2 separate regions of the Mus musculus genome follow, and region 2 is linked to region 1. A link is a loop called in an ENCODE intact Hi-C map of the cell type or tissue named here. Cell type or tissue: heart. All regions are shown on one strand.

Evidence for each region. Hi-C counts contacts between places; a loop is a spot of excess contacts. Peaks named below come from ENCODE experiments on the same cell type or tissue, not always from the same donor. Only the 100,000 strongest peaks of a DNase experiment are listed, where the experiment ranks them.
Region 2: it touches region 1 in a loop (6-fold over the local background); 9 of 42 quality-filtered maps call a loop at or near these places.

What each region holds. Positions count from the first base shown.
Region 1 is chr7:30,368,844-30,376,843 of GRCm38, forward strand. No RefSeq gene overlaps it. Among named protein-coding and RNA genes, the nearest start is that of Lrfn3, 10 kb to the left of the region's middle. In heart, a CTCF peak has its summit at 4,815 (motif pointing right); a DNase peak (open chromatin) is centred at 4,888; H3K4me3 peaks cover 733 bases; H3K27ac peaks cover 526 bases; H3K27me3 peaks cover 324 bases.
Region 2 is chr7:30,469,558-30,477,557 of GRCm38, forward strand. Nphs1 (nephrosis 1, nephrin) reads left to right here. Exons shown (of 30, transcript NM_019459.2): 18 at 1,033-1,204; 19 at 1,291-1,447; 20 at 1,535-1,686; 21 at 4,720-4,831; 22 at 4,914-5,095. Among named protein-coding and RNA genes, the nearest start is that of Nphs1os, 8.0 kb to the left of the region's middle. In heart, a CTCF peak has its summit at 3,081 (motif pointing left); no DNase peak of the experiment used is centred here; H3K4me3 peaks cover 33 bases; H3K27me3 peaks cover 2,081 bases.

The sequences.
Region 1 (8,000 bases):
GCGCTTGGGAGGTAGAGGCAGCTAGAACAGGTTCAACATCCTGGTCACTAATTCAAGACCAGTCCAGGCTATATGAGACTTACAAAATAATGTTGAAGACGTAGCAGCAGAGTTTAAAATGCTCGCTGCTCTTCTAGAGGATTGAGGGTCAGTCACCAGCACCCACATTGAGTGGCTTACAACCACCTGAAACTACAACTTGAAGAAATCTGACTCCCTCTTCTGGCCTCCTCAGTCACTTGCATGCACACACACACACACACACACACACACACACACACACACGAAAACAACAATAAATAAATATTAATTTTGTTTTATTTGGTCTTGTGATTTTTTTATTTGTTTTTTTTTAATTTGTTTTGTTTTGAGACAGGGTTTTTCTCTCTATCTCTGGCTGGCCTTGAATTCACTCTGTAGACCAGGCTGACTTCAAACTCATAGACATCTATCTGTTTCTGCCTCCCAAAAGCTAGGGTTAGAGGCATGTGCCACCTCTACCTGGTCAATAAAAAAAATATATATATATTTATTTTATGTATATGAGTGCTCTATGTACACCTACAGGCCAGAAGACAGCATCAGATGCCATTACAGATGGCTGTGAGCCACCATGTGGTTGCTGGGAATTGAACTCAGGACCTCTGGAAGAGCAGTTAGTGGTCGTAACCACTGAGCCATCTCCCCAGCTTCCAATATGTAAATCTTAACAGCTACAATAACAGACCCTAAATACTCACAAGGCTGAGTATACACATGCATATATGCTCATTCATTCACACATGGCTCATTCTGCGTCAGGGGTTTTAGGGAAAAGAGGATAAATAAGGTTCTTGTCCTCCTATGTCTCAACTAGTACCTACCCACCCAAGACCAGCCAGCGGGCTTCACTGTAATGAAATCATCGTGAGTCTAGAGTGGCCACTAGAGATTTATTTACAAGATGGAGCCTGAAGGTTCACCTTCACAATGGAGTGAGAAGAGAGAGGAAGAAGGTGGGCTCTCCTCTCCCCGATGCTGGCCACCCTAACTCAGACTAAGGGGTCCTAGGCAAGTGCCATTTTCCACAGGAAGGCAAAAAACCCAGTGTATGAGGTTCAGCCCCCCCAAGGGTAAAGGATGCAAACAGTCATCGGGTGCAGTTTCAGTGGCTCCAGCTGGTAACAGGAAAGGCGCCTTCTACAAGCACGTGGGAGAAACGTTCGCATTTGTGCAAAGAACAAAGGAAAATACCCTATCATTTCTTTTTATAAAAAGATTTTTTTCTTACTTTTAAATGACTTTTTAAAAAATTTTATGTGCATTGGTGTTTTGTATGTCTCTGTGAGGGTGTTGGATCCCCTGGAACTGAACTTAGAGACACTTGTGAGCTGCTATACAGGTGCTGCTGGGAATTGAACCCCCGTCCTCTGGAAGAGCAGCCAGTGCTCTTACCCGCTGAGTCATCTCTCCAGCTCTCTGTTGTCACCTGTTAACTAGCAAGCACACACACACTCTCTTTGGCAGAGACCTATCGCATGAAAACCTGAATATTGTGGGGAAATTCTGCTAATTAATGTCCAAATCTACTACTGGCCGGAGAGCCTCTGGGCTCAGCACACAACATGGAGGACTTCCTTCATTGGCAGGACTTTTCCTTCTCTGACCTTGTCTGGGGAGTTCAAAACCTTCTACCTGCAGAATGTCATGTGGCCTTAGGTTACAGGACCGACTTCTTTTCTCCTAATGAGAACATGTTCAGCTGGCACCTGAGATTCCTGAAATGCTTCGCCATGCTAATGAGACATTTCAGTACCCCAAGCCCTCAGCCAGTGACCTTTGCCCATCCTGGATGTTCCTACTCCCAGTCCCCCAAAGTCTTGAATCACCCCAAGTAAAGTTGATCTGACTCCCCAAAGCTGGTCCTGGTATGATCATTCATCGCATGCACTGATGGGGCTTCCAACCCCCGACCCCCATCCAACCGTCCCCCTTTGTCTCTGTTCCCTTTGCTTCCTGGACCAACAGCAGCTAACGGTCCCCGGTCCCCGAGGGCAGGGAGCGTCACAGAATATCACAATGGAGATCTGAGGCTCATTTAGCACAGTGACTCAAGATTTATGGATACCAGAGGCCCACATGGGAAAAGTCAGTGTATTAGCGCAATGCTAGCTGCTGTAACACAGCTTCCTGGATTCCACTGACTTTATACAACATCGTGTTTCTTTTATTATTTCCTAAACTTTACTTACTATTGTGTATGTGAACACGTGGGGAGTGGGGGGGGAGGGGCACACATGGTTTGGTGCCTGCGTAGAGGTCAGAGAACAACTTTCTGGAATTGGTTCTCTCATCCCAGCTGCTTTTTTCTTTTGATTCAGGGTCTTATTATGTAGCTCTGGCTGCCCCGGAACTCAGAGTGTAGCCCAGGCTGGCCTGCAACTCATAGAGATAGATATACAGCTGCCTGAGTACTGGGATTAAAAATGTGCACTGCCATGCCTAGAAAATTTTCATTTTTCTTTTGGTGGTATTGGAGATGGAACCCAGGGCTCAGCCCAAGCAGGCAATCCTTCTATCACTGAGTTAAATCTAGCTGCCCTGTCTACCATTATTAGGGACTGGGGTTTGAACTTGGGCCATCAGTCTTGCTCAACAAATGCTACCTGCTGCACCAATCTCACCAGTGCCATAATTTGTTTCTTTTATTTTTTTAGGTTTATTTATTTTATTTATATGAGTACGCTGTAGCTGTCTTCAGACACACTAGAAGAGGGCATTGGATACCATTACAGATGGTTGTGAGCCACCATGTGGGTGTTGGGAATTGAACTCAGGAGCTCTGGAAGAGCAGCTAGTGCTCTTGACCCCCGAGTCATCTCTTGAGCCCTCGTATTTTGTTTCTTACAAGTGTTCTGGTGTCCTCCATTTGGTGACTCACACACCACACTCATTCATATTGTGACCCTACTATATCCTGGGGCTCAGGATGATTGGTTTCACCTGGCAGGTGGGAGGGGGTAGGATGGAGAGTTGCTGGTTTCTTCAAGTTGTCCAGAGGGGATCTACTGTCCTCCTGCCCACATTTTACTGCAGAGAACTGGTCACACAGTTATCTGAGATACAAAAGGAGTTGAGACTGTTCCCAGCTCCCCCCCCCGCCCCCCCCACCCCAGCCACGGTCTATAAGCAGAGCATGAGGTACCACTAAACATCCCCAGACCCCAGTGGGCTGGGGAATCTCCCTTCATCTGCTAAATCAAGTCCTGCTCCAGGGAGAAGTTTCCAGTTCCACCCTCACTATCCATCTGCCTTTGGAGTACATGACCTCAAACTTGATCCCTTGGAGGACAAAGTGAGCCAGCCTTGACTTGTAGGTATGTTAGTTGCAGGTTTCCCAGCACTGTGACAAAACGCTGTACAGAAAGGACTTGAGGGGGAATGACTTATTTTGAGTCTTGGTTTCAGCGGGTCCAGTTCACCATGACAGAGAGGACAGATCAGAATAGCGCTTGTGGAAGGTGACCTGGAACAGGGGAATGCTGGGACCTTGGTTCTTTTTTATGGCCTCCTAGCCTGTGGAATGATGCTCTCAATTTGGGATAACTTGAATACCCGCCACTTCTCTCTGAAGATGCTTTTATGGACACACTCTGAAGTGTGTTTCACCAATCTCCCAGGGGCTTCCAAATGCAGTCAAGTTGATGATGGCGATTAGCCATTACTAGTCTTTAGGGTAACGCTGAGGGATGATGGTAAACAGGTACCACACTCCTCATAAGCATTCCATCAGGAAAGGCCTTCCTGTTGATGATAACAGTGATGGGCTTCAGGGACGTGATAAAAGCTGTATGGGATGAATCCACCTAGACCAAAAGAGAATCAGCTTCTAGGCAAAGGAGCGTCTGTGTACAGATCTGTGTGCTTATGGAATCATAATGACTCCAGCTCCCAACACAAACCACCGCTGATCCAACGCTAATCAGACATCTGATTTGTATGGATAGAACCTGTGTGGATTCATGTGCTAATTATAAATGTAGGTTGGTTGTAAACTTTGTCCTTGGGATGGGGCTAAGTCCTACATTTGGAAAGGAAGAGCATTGATAATCCCCAACTCAGAGATTCATAAGCTAATGGCCATTTTGAGTCAATTCGTGCCAATGACAACCTCAAGATAATTTAAAAATGGTCTGGGGAGATGGCTCAGTGAGTAAAGAACTTGCTATGCATGCATGTGGAGCTGAGTTCGGATTCTACTACACAGGTAATTCCAGGGCTAGGGAGACAGATACAGGGGGATCCTGCGCGCGTGCACACACACACACACCATAATTTTATTTTTAAATAGCTCAAAAGGACAGTAAGATATTCGTAGTCAAAAGGACACAGACTTTGAAGCCTGACAGCCTGGGTTCAAATCCCAGCTCTGTCACAGACGAGCTGAATGTCTCTGGCCTCTTCTCTAGACCTCAATTTCACTCCTGTAAAAGGGTTTGATAATAGCTCGAATGACCGTTGAGAGGATTAAATTAGCTAATACGTGTAAAGCTCTGAAGCAGTTCTTTGCCACATGAAAAGTGCTTATTCTGTAATAACCAACCATACAGCCAACAGTTGCTGTCCTGGTTTCATTTAATCCTCATACCGGGCTCTCCTCCAATTTCATTACTACAACCCTTTCTTGGCTCAGGTCTCGCAGCCTCATCTCTGTACTGGCTTCCCAGAGGTTCCTGGAGGACTCTGCATTCCCAACATTGTCCCCGCCCCTACTGCTGTCTTCTGAATTTTCAAACGTGGTCCTAACGGTCCTAACAACTAGCTGCCACCGGGAGGCAGCAACACACCATGGGGCTGCCGTGAGCGCGGCGCATTGTAGGACATGTAGTCTTGCTTATCAGATAAGTGTCGGCTCCCGCGTGGAGGAAGAACTACATTTCCCAGAAGGCATCACAGACACCCTCGGCCTCACCTTGTTCTGGTTTCGCCCCTTTAGTGCTCGCCTCACTAAATGCACAGAGCGGGTGAGGCATGGGATGTACGGGTATGGTTGGGGGATGTGGAGACTGAGCGAGCACCTTGCCCAAGAGGGTGGCGCTGCGCAAGAGGCCTGCTGATCCCACTGGACCTTAGCGGTAAAATTAGACCGGAGTACTGGTTTAGGAATCGCAGATGTCAAAATTGCTGATTAGTCTGGAGAGTCTAAGGCATTCCTTACTGGAGCAAATAAAGAGACCAGCATTTTGCACCATTGCAAATACCCCTTTAGCCAGCTTTCTCTCCTGTGTTTAAACTGTCCCATGTTGGCTAGGGAGTCTTTTCTCTGAGAGCCGTGGCTAAGTAAGAAAAACGAAAAACAAAACAAAAATCTTTCCTTTCTTTTCTTTTTCTTTCCAACCATGCCTCCCCACTTTAAAACCCTATTATGGTAATGTTTAGCTATTCACAAAAATAGAATTATATAACGATCCTCCAAGTTCCCATCTCCCAGCCTCAATTATTATCAACATATGGCCAATCTTGTTTTATTTATTCCGCCTCCCCCAACCAATTAGTTTAAAGCAAATCCCAGACAGCCTATAATTTCATCTATAAATACGTATCTCTAAAACACTGAGTTCTTAAAAAAAAAAGCCAGCACATATAAAACTAACAATATCTCTGATTGTTTTTATAAACTATCAATTCTTGGTTTGTTCAGATTATAATCCAGCCGGGCAGTGGTGGCACACACCTTTAATCCCAGCACTTGGGAGGCAGAGGTAGGTGGATTTCTGAGTTCGAGGCCAGCCGGGTCTACAGAGTGAGTTCCAGGATACACAGAGAAACCCTGTCTCGAAAAACCAAAACAACAACAACAGAACAAACAAAAAACCCCCCAGAGTCTGTACATTTTATTTGTTGGGAGTTTCTTTGTGTCTTTTATTCTATAAGTGTCCCCTCCCTCTCATCTGTGTCCAATTTGATGGGTTTCTTTTTTTGTTGTCCCCGCCCCCTCCAAGATAGAATTTCTTGGTGTAACAGCTCTGGCTGTCCTGAAGCTTGCTCTGTAGACCAGGCTGGCCTCAGACTCACAGAGATCCACTTGCTTCTGCCTCCCATGCTCTGGGATTAAAGGCCTGTTCTGACTCCGGAGCGCTGGCACTAAAGGTGTGTGCCACTGCCACCCAGCCTTTTTCTGTAATGTTAATAGTGTCAGTGTTGGCTTTGAGTCTTGTTAGCCTGGTTGTTATAAAACTACAGTGAGACTTTAGAAAGGAAACCTTTCCTGTTCCCCCTCCTTCTTTCCTTTTCGTTTTACAGAAACGAATGTCTTTGTGTGTGCATGCGTGTGTGCACATGTGCCAGGGTACACACGTGGATGCCAGAAGATAACCTCGGGAATTGGTCTTCACTTTCGACTTAGCTTGAAGTGACCTCTCTCTGGTTTGGGAGGTTAGGTTTGTTTGTTTTCTTTTTGCTAATGAGTATGCCAGACTAGATGGCATACTAGCTCCCAGGGTTTTTCCTGTCTCTACCAGCCTATTCAGAGGAGCACAGGGGATTGCAAACAAACACTACCACATTCAGCTTGACATGGGTCCTGGTTCTCACACCCGCATGGCAAATACTTTACCTACTGGTCTGCCCTCGAGGACCCACCCCCCGCCCCCGCAATTTAAACTTTTCATTGCTAATGTTCATCCTTGTCACTCCGGAGGGGAGCGACTCTCCATCTTCAGCTCATTGGTCCTGTTATGATAGCAGATGCTGGACTTGCTGGATGCAGTCCACATGGTAACCGGAGATGAAGACGGAGAAATGGCTCCATGTTGTTCCTTAAAGCAGCCTGAAGAGCTCCCTTAGTGGTTCAGGGACCCCGACTCTGGGAAAACTGGGTCTTTGGTTTTGTCACTAAAAAGAATTTCAGGGTAGGCCAGTATAAAATAGAGGTGGAGTTTGTTTAAAACTTTTTAAAAATATATATTTTAAAATAGAGGTGAAGAGAAAGAAAGGTGTTCTAGCACGAAGTGAGGCCTACCTGACGGCAGGGGCATGAGCTTTCCAAAGATGAGTCTCATGTCACCATCTTTACAATGGCCACATACAGGACTTTGGTGACAATGGAAGTTATCTCTAAAGAGTCGCTAAGGGTGGCTCCCAAGAGGCACCTGGCAGAATTACAACCGATAAGGTAAATTCTAGATGTCAGGGATACGGGAAGCTAGGATAGCTTCGGTGTAAACAAATTTCATAGCACTGTTCGTGAGAGTCCTGAAAGATGTGCAGGAGAGAAAGTACGCCCCTTCCCGAGATCACGCGCATTTAGGCCTGAAGCCTGGGCCATTGCTGGTTTGACACAGAAAACAATATTATCTGCATAGTGGAACTTTCACAGCAAATGTTAGTGCGGTGACGCTCTTGCTTCTCGGCCGGCAGAGAGGCCTCCACCAGGCTCCAGGATAAGCAGCTTCTTTTCCTTCTCATGCTGCCACAATTACCTCTTCCGTCTCTCCAGCCTCACACACTGGTGACTCTTGGGTCCTCACTGAGATGTGCTCCCAGGACAAAATGTAGCCCGGATCTTAAAGACTTAGTATGACAAACAGAGTGAAAAAAAAAAGTCTTAATCACTTAAAATGTAGATGACGTGTTGAACTGATAGCAGCGTGATATGTCAATGATAAAATATGTGGTAGAGCTCATGTAGCCCAGGATGGCTTCAATTTCTTTATGCAGCCAAAGATAGCCTTGAACTCTTCATGCCCCTGCCTCTAACATCCAAGTGCTGGGGCTCTGGGTACAAGCCACCGTGCCCTCCTTGATTTGTGAATGATTAACTAAGTAATCAAAGACAAGGGAAAGATAATTTAAGTTAACTTCGTCTGTTTCTTTTGTGCTTTAAAACCGTGTGTGTGTGTGTGTGTGTGTGTGTGTGTGTGTGTGTGTGTGTGTGTGTATGAGTCTGGGTGTGTGCATGTGTGTGTGTGTGCCACTGCCTGAACCACTTCCACTGTCTTTATTCACTGTGTGGGTCCTGG
Region 2 (8,000 bases), 100 kb after region 1:
AATTACAGACATCTGTAAGCTGGCATGTGGTTGCTGGGAATTGAACCCGGGTCCTCTGAAGAGCAGCCAGTGCTCTTAACTTCTGGACCATTGCTCCAGCTCCTGTTGTTTTTGAGAGAGGGTTTGATGCAGGGTTCTCAACCTTCCTAGTGCTGTGACCCTTTAATACAGTTCTTCATGGTTCTAATACAGTTCCAGGCTGGCGCTTACCAGTGCGTTGTAGACAGTGGGGCATCTCCCATGACCAGAGGACTGGTCCATTTTATCAGATCATAAAATTATTTTATTACTACTTCATAAGTGTTATTTTGCTACTGTTGTGAATCACAATGCAAGTATGTGATATGCAGGATGTCAGGTATGAGACCCTGTGACAAGGTCATTTGACCTCGTCCCCAGAGTGGTTGTGACCCACAGGTTGAGACCCACTAGTGGTATAACCTATGCTGGCCCTAAGCATGCTTTGTGGCAGAGACTGCCCTAGGTTTTGACTCACTTTTGACCTTTCTCACTCCAAGGTCCAAGAACTTGGATGACGGGCCTGTGCCACCATTCTAGGACATTTATATTTGAGAGAGGATTTTCACCTGTAGTCTAAGCTAGCCTAGAACTTGCTATGTAGCCCAGGTTGGCTCTGAACTTGGGATTCTCTAGCCTCTTCCTTCCAAGTGCATATGGACCATTACATGCAGCTCAGCTTGTGTGTGTGTGTGTGTGTGTGTGTGTGTGTGTGTGTGTGTGTGTGCCTGAGATGTCCAGGGCTTTACCACTAAGCTGCAGTCTACAGATGGCTAGATGAACCAGTGCTACCATCCTGGCTTCATGCATGAATGTTTAGACAGACATTAGGGATGGGTGATTGACTGGACGGGTGGATGAATGGATGGATTAAATCAATGGTTGGATGGATAACAAGAAACAGTCCCACTTCCTTACCTTTGTGGAAGAGGGTTGAAGGGACAGATGAGACACAGTTTGAGGGTTGATCTGAGGACAGACTTGGGGACAAGCTCCTGTGTCTTGGGATGCTAGGGGGAAGACGAGGAGGAACTGAACCTGGACGACATGGAGAAGATGTCAAAGGGATCCACAGGGCGTCTGCGGATTCGCCAGGCCAAGCTGTCCCAGGCTGGCGCTTACCAGTGCATCGTGGACAACGGGGTGGCTCCCGCAGCCAGAGGACTGGTTCGTCTTGTTGTCCGATGTGGGTAACTTCGAGGTCTGCCCATAACCCACTGCTCTCACACGCATCAGCACTCGGCATCATGGTGATCCTTCAACCCATCCCAGTTGCCCCCCAGGTGGATCATCCTACTCCCCTGACGAAAGTGGCTGCTGCTGGGGACAGCACCAGCTCAGCCACACTCCACTGCCGTGCCCGGGGGGTCCCCAACATCGACTTCACTTGGACCAAAAATGGGGTCCCTCTGGATCTCCAAGACCCCAGGTGAACCTGAGTTTACTCAGTTCTCACTCCGGCCCACTTATCCAGCCTTGGTTTCCCTTTCTGAGACCTATTGTGCCCCCTCTCCAGGTACACAGAGCACAAGTACCACCAGGGTGTGGTCCACAGCAGCCTCCTGACCATTGCTAATGTGTCTGCAGCCCAGGACTATGCCCTCTTCAAATGCACAGCCACCAATGCCCTTGGTTCAGACCACACCAACATCCAGCTCGTCAGCATCAGTACGATGGGAACAGCTGGGAGGATGCAGGGGGTCAGGTCCTTGGGTCAACTATGACTGGGAGGATGGCGGGGTCAGGTCCTTGGGTCACCTGTGGCTGGGAGGATGGTGGGGGTCAGGTCCTTGGGTCACCTGTGGCTGGGAGGATGGTGGGGGTCAGGTACTTGGGTCACCTGCCAAGATCCTGGTTGCCCAAAGCCAGGAAGTGTTTCTGATAGCTGAGAGGTGTTAATGTATAGGAATGGAGTTTTGTTTTGTTAGAACAAGGTCTTGCTATATAACCCAGGATAACCTCAGATTTACTATATAGCCTAGGCTAACCTCAGACTTGCTCCGTAGCCAAACCTGCCTCAAAATGGTGACCCTTCAGCCTTAATCTCCAAAGGGCTGGGTTACAGTTGAGAACCACCAGGCCTAGCTGGGTTTTTTTTCTGGGGCTGGGAAGGGGAGGGGGTTTCAGGATGTCAGATCCAGAGCCTTGTGTATGTTGGGTCCGTTCCCTATTACTGACCTATCCCTTAGCCTGGGAATTCAGCTCTTTTTCTTCTAATGACTGTGTGGAAATATTGCATTTGTATCTCAATGGCCTCACTTCCATTTCGTAGCGATTGGCATGGTTTTGTCACATGTCCCTCCTACTAGGAGTGAGACCATTTCTATTAGAAGCACATGGCTTGAGAGTGTGGTTGGGAATGTTATTCAGGGTGTCATTACTAAGGATGTGAGGATGGGGCAAAAGCGTGTGTGCGTGTGCGTGTGTGTGTGTGTGTGTCTGTCTGTCTGTCTGTCTGTCTGTCTGTGTGTCTGTGTGTGAACCCTTTTTGTTTTTGTCTTATTTTTTTAATTAGAGTCTCACTATGTAGCCTTGGCTGGCCTGGAACTCACTATGTAGCCAAGGCTATACTCAGACTCACAGAGATCCACCTGCCTCTGCCTCCCATTCACTTGTATTTAAGGTGTGCACCACCATGCCCCCCCCCCACACGCATGGGACTTTTGTGGTCGTGAAAAGCCATGTACCAAAGAGAGATGTAATGTGAGTCCACTAAAGGGCATGTTCATATTGATGGTGAACCCAGTGACATTCTGCCCTGCTGTCCTAGGGTCACGCTGTAAATAAGTGTCCTTTCTGTGACTTACTTAGGACTGTGGATTTTTTGATTCTCATTTGTTGTTATTTTTGTAATTCTAAGTAGTCCCCAAACAGAAGGCTAAAATGCTCTGTCACGTTCCTAAGTTCAAGAAGTTTATAGGGGCTGTAGAGATGGCTGAGCCCTGGCTGCTCTTGCAGAGGTCTGGAGATCAGTTTCTGGCAGGCACTGGGCGTGAGCTCACAGGCATGCGTGAGTCTAATTCCCAGGGATCTGCTGCCCCCTTCAGGTTTCCACAGGCACTGCATGCATTTGGTGCACATACATGCAGGCAAAACATCCACAAACATAAAGCAAAAGACAAGTAAATCTTTTTTAAAAGAATTATTCTTTTATTCTATGTTTATGAGTACACTGTAGCCTTCTTCAGACACACCAGAAGAGGGCAACGGATCCCATTACAGATGGTTACGAGCCATCATGTGGTTGCTGGGAATTGAACTCAGGACCTTTGGAAGAGCAGTCAGTGCTCTTAACCACTGAGCCATCTCTCCAGCCCAAAACAAGTAAATCTTTAAAAGAAAAAAAAGGGGAGAATGTTATGATACACCTCAAGGAAGAATTTGTCTGTGTTGAGTAAACTTTGCTGAAGGGCAAGTCAGAGTGATGGCGGTCCCACAGGCTCAGACTGGCCTTGAGTTCCAGGTCCTCCTGTTCTACCTCTGCAACCAGGATGGCAGGTGTCTGTCACCATGCTGGGCTCAGGAGGGGCCGGGATCAAACCCAGGCATTTGTGTATACTAAGTGAGCACTCTACCCCACTAAACCATATTGTCAGCCTCCTCCTGCCGGCCATGTTTTCAATGTTAGTGAATCAGCAACATCTATTAAATAAGGTGGCTTGTTAAAAAAAAAAACAGAAATATGTTTAAAGCAAAAATGTATGGGTGGCACATGCCTGTCACCTCAGCAGCTGGGTGGCACATGCCTGTCATCTCAGCAGCTGGGAGGATGCAGCCAGAGGATCAAAATGATCTAGGCTAACCTGAAGAAACATGTCTATAGATAGATAGATAGATGATAGATAGATAGATGATAGATAGATAGATAGATAGATAGATAGATAGATAGATAGATAGATAGATAGATAAGATAGTGGACAGACATATAAATGGATGGATGGATGGATGGATGGATAGATAGATAGATAGATAGATAGATAGATAGATAGATAGATAGATAGATAGTAGATAGATGGATGTACAGACAAACGATAGACACACAGATGAATGGAAGGATGGATAGATAGATAGATAGATGGAGTTTAAAAATCAGTTGGTCCAATGAGATAGCTCCAGGCTTCAGACCTGAGTTCCATCCCTGGAACCTTCATGATGAAAGAAGAGAGTTGATTCCCTCAAGCTTTACTCTGACCTCCACAAATCATGTGCACACAAACAAATAAATACATAAAATATTTAGCCCCAGCCCTGGGGAGACAGAGGCAGGCAGATGTCTGTGAGTTCCAGGCCAGCCTGGCTCCACAGAGAGGCCCTGTCTCAAACAAGCAAACAGTGTTGGGAGAGAATGCCGTGGTGAGGACTGGCCGCACCAGCACTTCACCAGAAGCAAGCCTTGCGTTTCTCAGAGCCAGGGCTCCAGGTGAACTTAAAACCACTTTCTAGTGAATGAGTGCTGTACATACATGTGTATCTGTGAACTGCTCATGTGCCAGATACCCACAGGTTGTGAGCTGCGTGTGGGTGCTGGGAACTGAACCTTGGTCCTCTGGAAGAGCAGCTCTTGCTATTAGCCACTGAGAAGAACTCATTGAGCACAGCCACTGTGAATAGAGAGAACCAACCACTGTTCTCAGGAGACTCCGACAGGAAAGTTCTAGACTCCTTTTGCATCCCCTGACTCTCCATCCCTTCTCCCCCAAGGCCGTCCTGACCCTCCACTGGGGCTGAAGGTTGTGAGCGTGAGCCCTCACTCGGTAGGACTGGAGTGGAAACCTGGCTTTGATGGGGGTCTGCCTCAGAGGTTCCAAATCAGGTGAGGCCTCCGCCAAGGCTGGTGAAGTGGGGCGAACCACAGAGATGGACGCCTGGCTGAGCTGACTGTTCTCGCCATGCAGGTATGAGGCCCTCGAGAGCCCAGGATTCCTCTACATGGATGTCCTGCCTGCACAGGCCACCACCTTCACACTGACTGGGCTGAAGCCTTCTACACGGTACAGGATCTGGCTGTTGGCCAGCAATGCCCTGGGGGACAGTGGATTGACGGACAAGGGGATCCAGGTCTCCATCACTACCCCAGGTGGGAAGAGGCAATCTTGGGTAGGGTAGAGTTTTTTTATTATTGTTGGTTGTGTTGCTGTTGTTACTGGTTTTGGTTTGGTTTGGTTTTTGACATCTTGTGGGATGGCATAGCAAAATAGATACTGTTATTTCTCCTATTTACAGATGAGACAGCGTGTTGAAGGCAGCTCATAGATTAAGTACATTTTTTTATTAGATTAAGAAAAAAAACAAAACAGAAATGGAGATGGTTCAGTGGGTACAGGTGATTGCAGCCAAACCTGATGGCTGGAGTTCAATTCCCGGGACTCACATAATGGAAGGAGAGAAGTGACTCCCGCAAGTTGAACTTTCACCTCCACATGTGCTCCCACCCACAGAAAATCAGTGAGTAGTTGTAAAAGACAAACAATGCACAAACTAGGCTTTGGAGGGAATGTTTCCATCCTGCAAAACTAGCAGAAGCAGAAGCAGATAAACGCAAATCCAACAGCAGGAGGGAGATAAAAAGGTGAGGGGCAGAGTCCTAGTGAATGAGCAGAGTCCAACTGGGAAAATCAATGAAACTGAAAGCCAGCTCTGCTGCAGAGACTGGGAAGTCTTAAAATCGACCTATGTACTGTGGTGCACACCTTTGATCCCAGCAGAGCCAGGTGGATCTCTGTGCGTTCTCGGCCATTCTGTCTACCCAGTGAATTCCAGGCTATCCAGGGTACATAGTGAGACTCTGCCTCAAAAAACAAAAAATACAAACAAAAGAACCCCCCCCAAAATGATTGAAAAAAGAAAGATTGAGAGGTGGCTAGAGAGATAGTTAAGAAGCTAAGAGCACTAGCTGATCTTCCAGGGAACTGGGGTTCAATTCCCACCTCCCACATGGTGCTCACACAGTCTGTAACTCCAGTTGCAAGGAATCCGATGTCCTCTTCTGGCCTGGAGAGGAGGCAGTGCACCAGACATGTATGTAGTAATCAGACATACATGCAGACAAAACGCTCATATGCACAAAATTAAAACAAAGCTGTCAGAGAGAGAGAGAGACAGACAGACAGACAGACAGACAGAGACAGAGAGACAGAGACTCTGGATTCACAGACACAAAGAGGATTCTAAGGGAATACTATAGATGGTCTAGGTCACTACACACAGTAACTTTGAAAACACACGCACATTCTTTGAAAATGATCCATGAGATTAGAGATATAGCTCAGTGGTAGAGCACATGTTAGTGTGGATCAACAGAAGAGTGTCTGCCTAGAATCCCCCAGTGAGGGGCTGGGGGCGTGGCTCAGTGGTACAGCCCCTGCCTAGAATCCTCCAGTGAGGGGCTGGGGGCGTGGCTCAGTGGTACAGCCCCTGCCTAGAATCCTCCAGTGAGGGGCTGGGGGCGTGGCTCAGTGGTACAGCCCCTGCCTAGAATCCTCCAGTGAGGGGCTGGGGGCGTGGCTCAGTGGTACAGCCCCTGCCTAGAATCCTCCAGTGAGGGGCTGGGGGCGTGGCTCAGTGGTAGCGCCCCTGCCTAGAATCCTCCAGTGAGGGGCTGGGGGCGTGGCTCAGTGGTACAGCCCCTGCCTAGAATCCCCCAGTGAGGGGCTGGGGGCATGGCTCAGTGGTAGAGCCCCTGCCTAGAATCCCCCAGTGAGGGGCTGGGGGCGTGGCTACACAGTAGAGCCCTTGCCTAGAATCCCCCAGTGAGGGGCTGGGGGCGTGGCTACACAGTAGAGCTCTTGACTCAGATGCAAAAGTCAATCCCCAGCACCACAAGAAACTGACCAGTGAGTGCACGGAAATCCAATAGGAGGACGTGACTTAGTTCACAGAAGCCCGAAGCTTACCTACCACTTTTGTAGACTCAAGGAAACATCTCAGTTTCTGAAAGCAGTTTTTATTTGTCCCTTTGTCGTTTGATTATTGAGACAGGATCTCAATCTGCAGCCCAAGCTGGCCTGGAAATGTGCCGAGTGGCCCAGGCTAGCCCTCCCCTTGTGAGTGCGGGGATTTCAGGGCTGCGCCATCACCCCAGCTATAGGCTTTCCTCCCAGAGCTCTCTGCCTGTTTTTTTGAAAGTTGGTTCCTCTCAGCCCGGTTGTGAAGATTAAGGGAAGAGACATATCTGACATGCTCTTTGGACAACGCGATATTCTGGCATAAATGTAAAGGAAATATCCTCAGGGTGCTTCAGTTTGCTTAGCCCAGTATACCTCCTGTCCTGTCTTCCTCTGATGGAATATCAGGGCTTTCCCAATCTGCAGCCTCTGCGCACGCCCCGCCCCACCACACATGCTCCTTACATTACAGTCTGACCTTTGAATGCTAAAACACAAACTACTACTTTCCCTTGCTCTAACTCTAATTTATACCTCTACTATAGAACGCCAACAGAGAATAAACCATTTTTTTTTTCAAATTTGTTTCTTCTATTTAAAGACGTTCTTGATTTTCATTTTTTTAAATATCATTTACATTTTTAAACATGTTACACATGTGGATGTTTTTGCCTGTTTGCATGAACGTGCATTCTGTGTGTGCCTGGTGCCAGGCTTGGTGACAATTTTCCCTACCCAAGGCATCTTTTTTTTTTTTTTTTTTTTTTTAATTTATTTATTTATTATATGTAAGTACACTGTAGCTGTCCTCAGACACTCCAGAAGAGGGAGTCAGACCTCGTTAGGGATGGTTGTGAGCCACCATGTGGTTGCTGGGATTTGAACTCCTGACCTTTGGAAGAGCAGTCGGGTGCTCTTACCCACTGAGCCATCTCACCAGCCCCCAAGGCATCTTTTTAATTCACTCAACAAGTTGGTAGTTCACACTAAAGGAACATACGCACTATGAAACGCTAATTCACTATAATCCACTGCTACTGTCGGTACAGAACGGCTGTAATATATTGTCCTTAAAATGTCACTAAGAGGCCAGGGAGT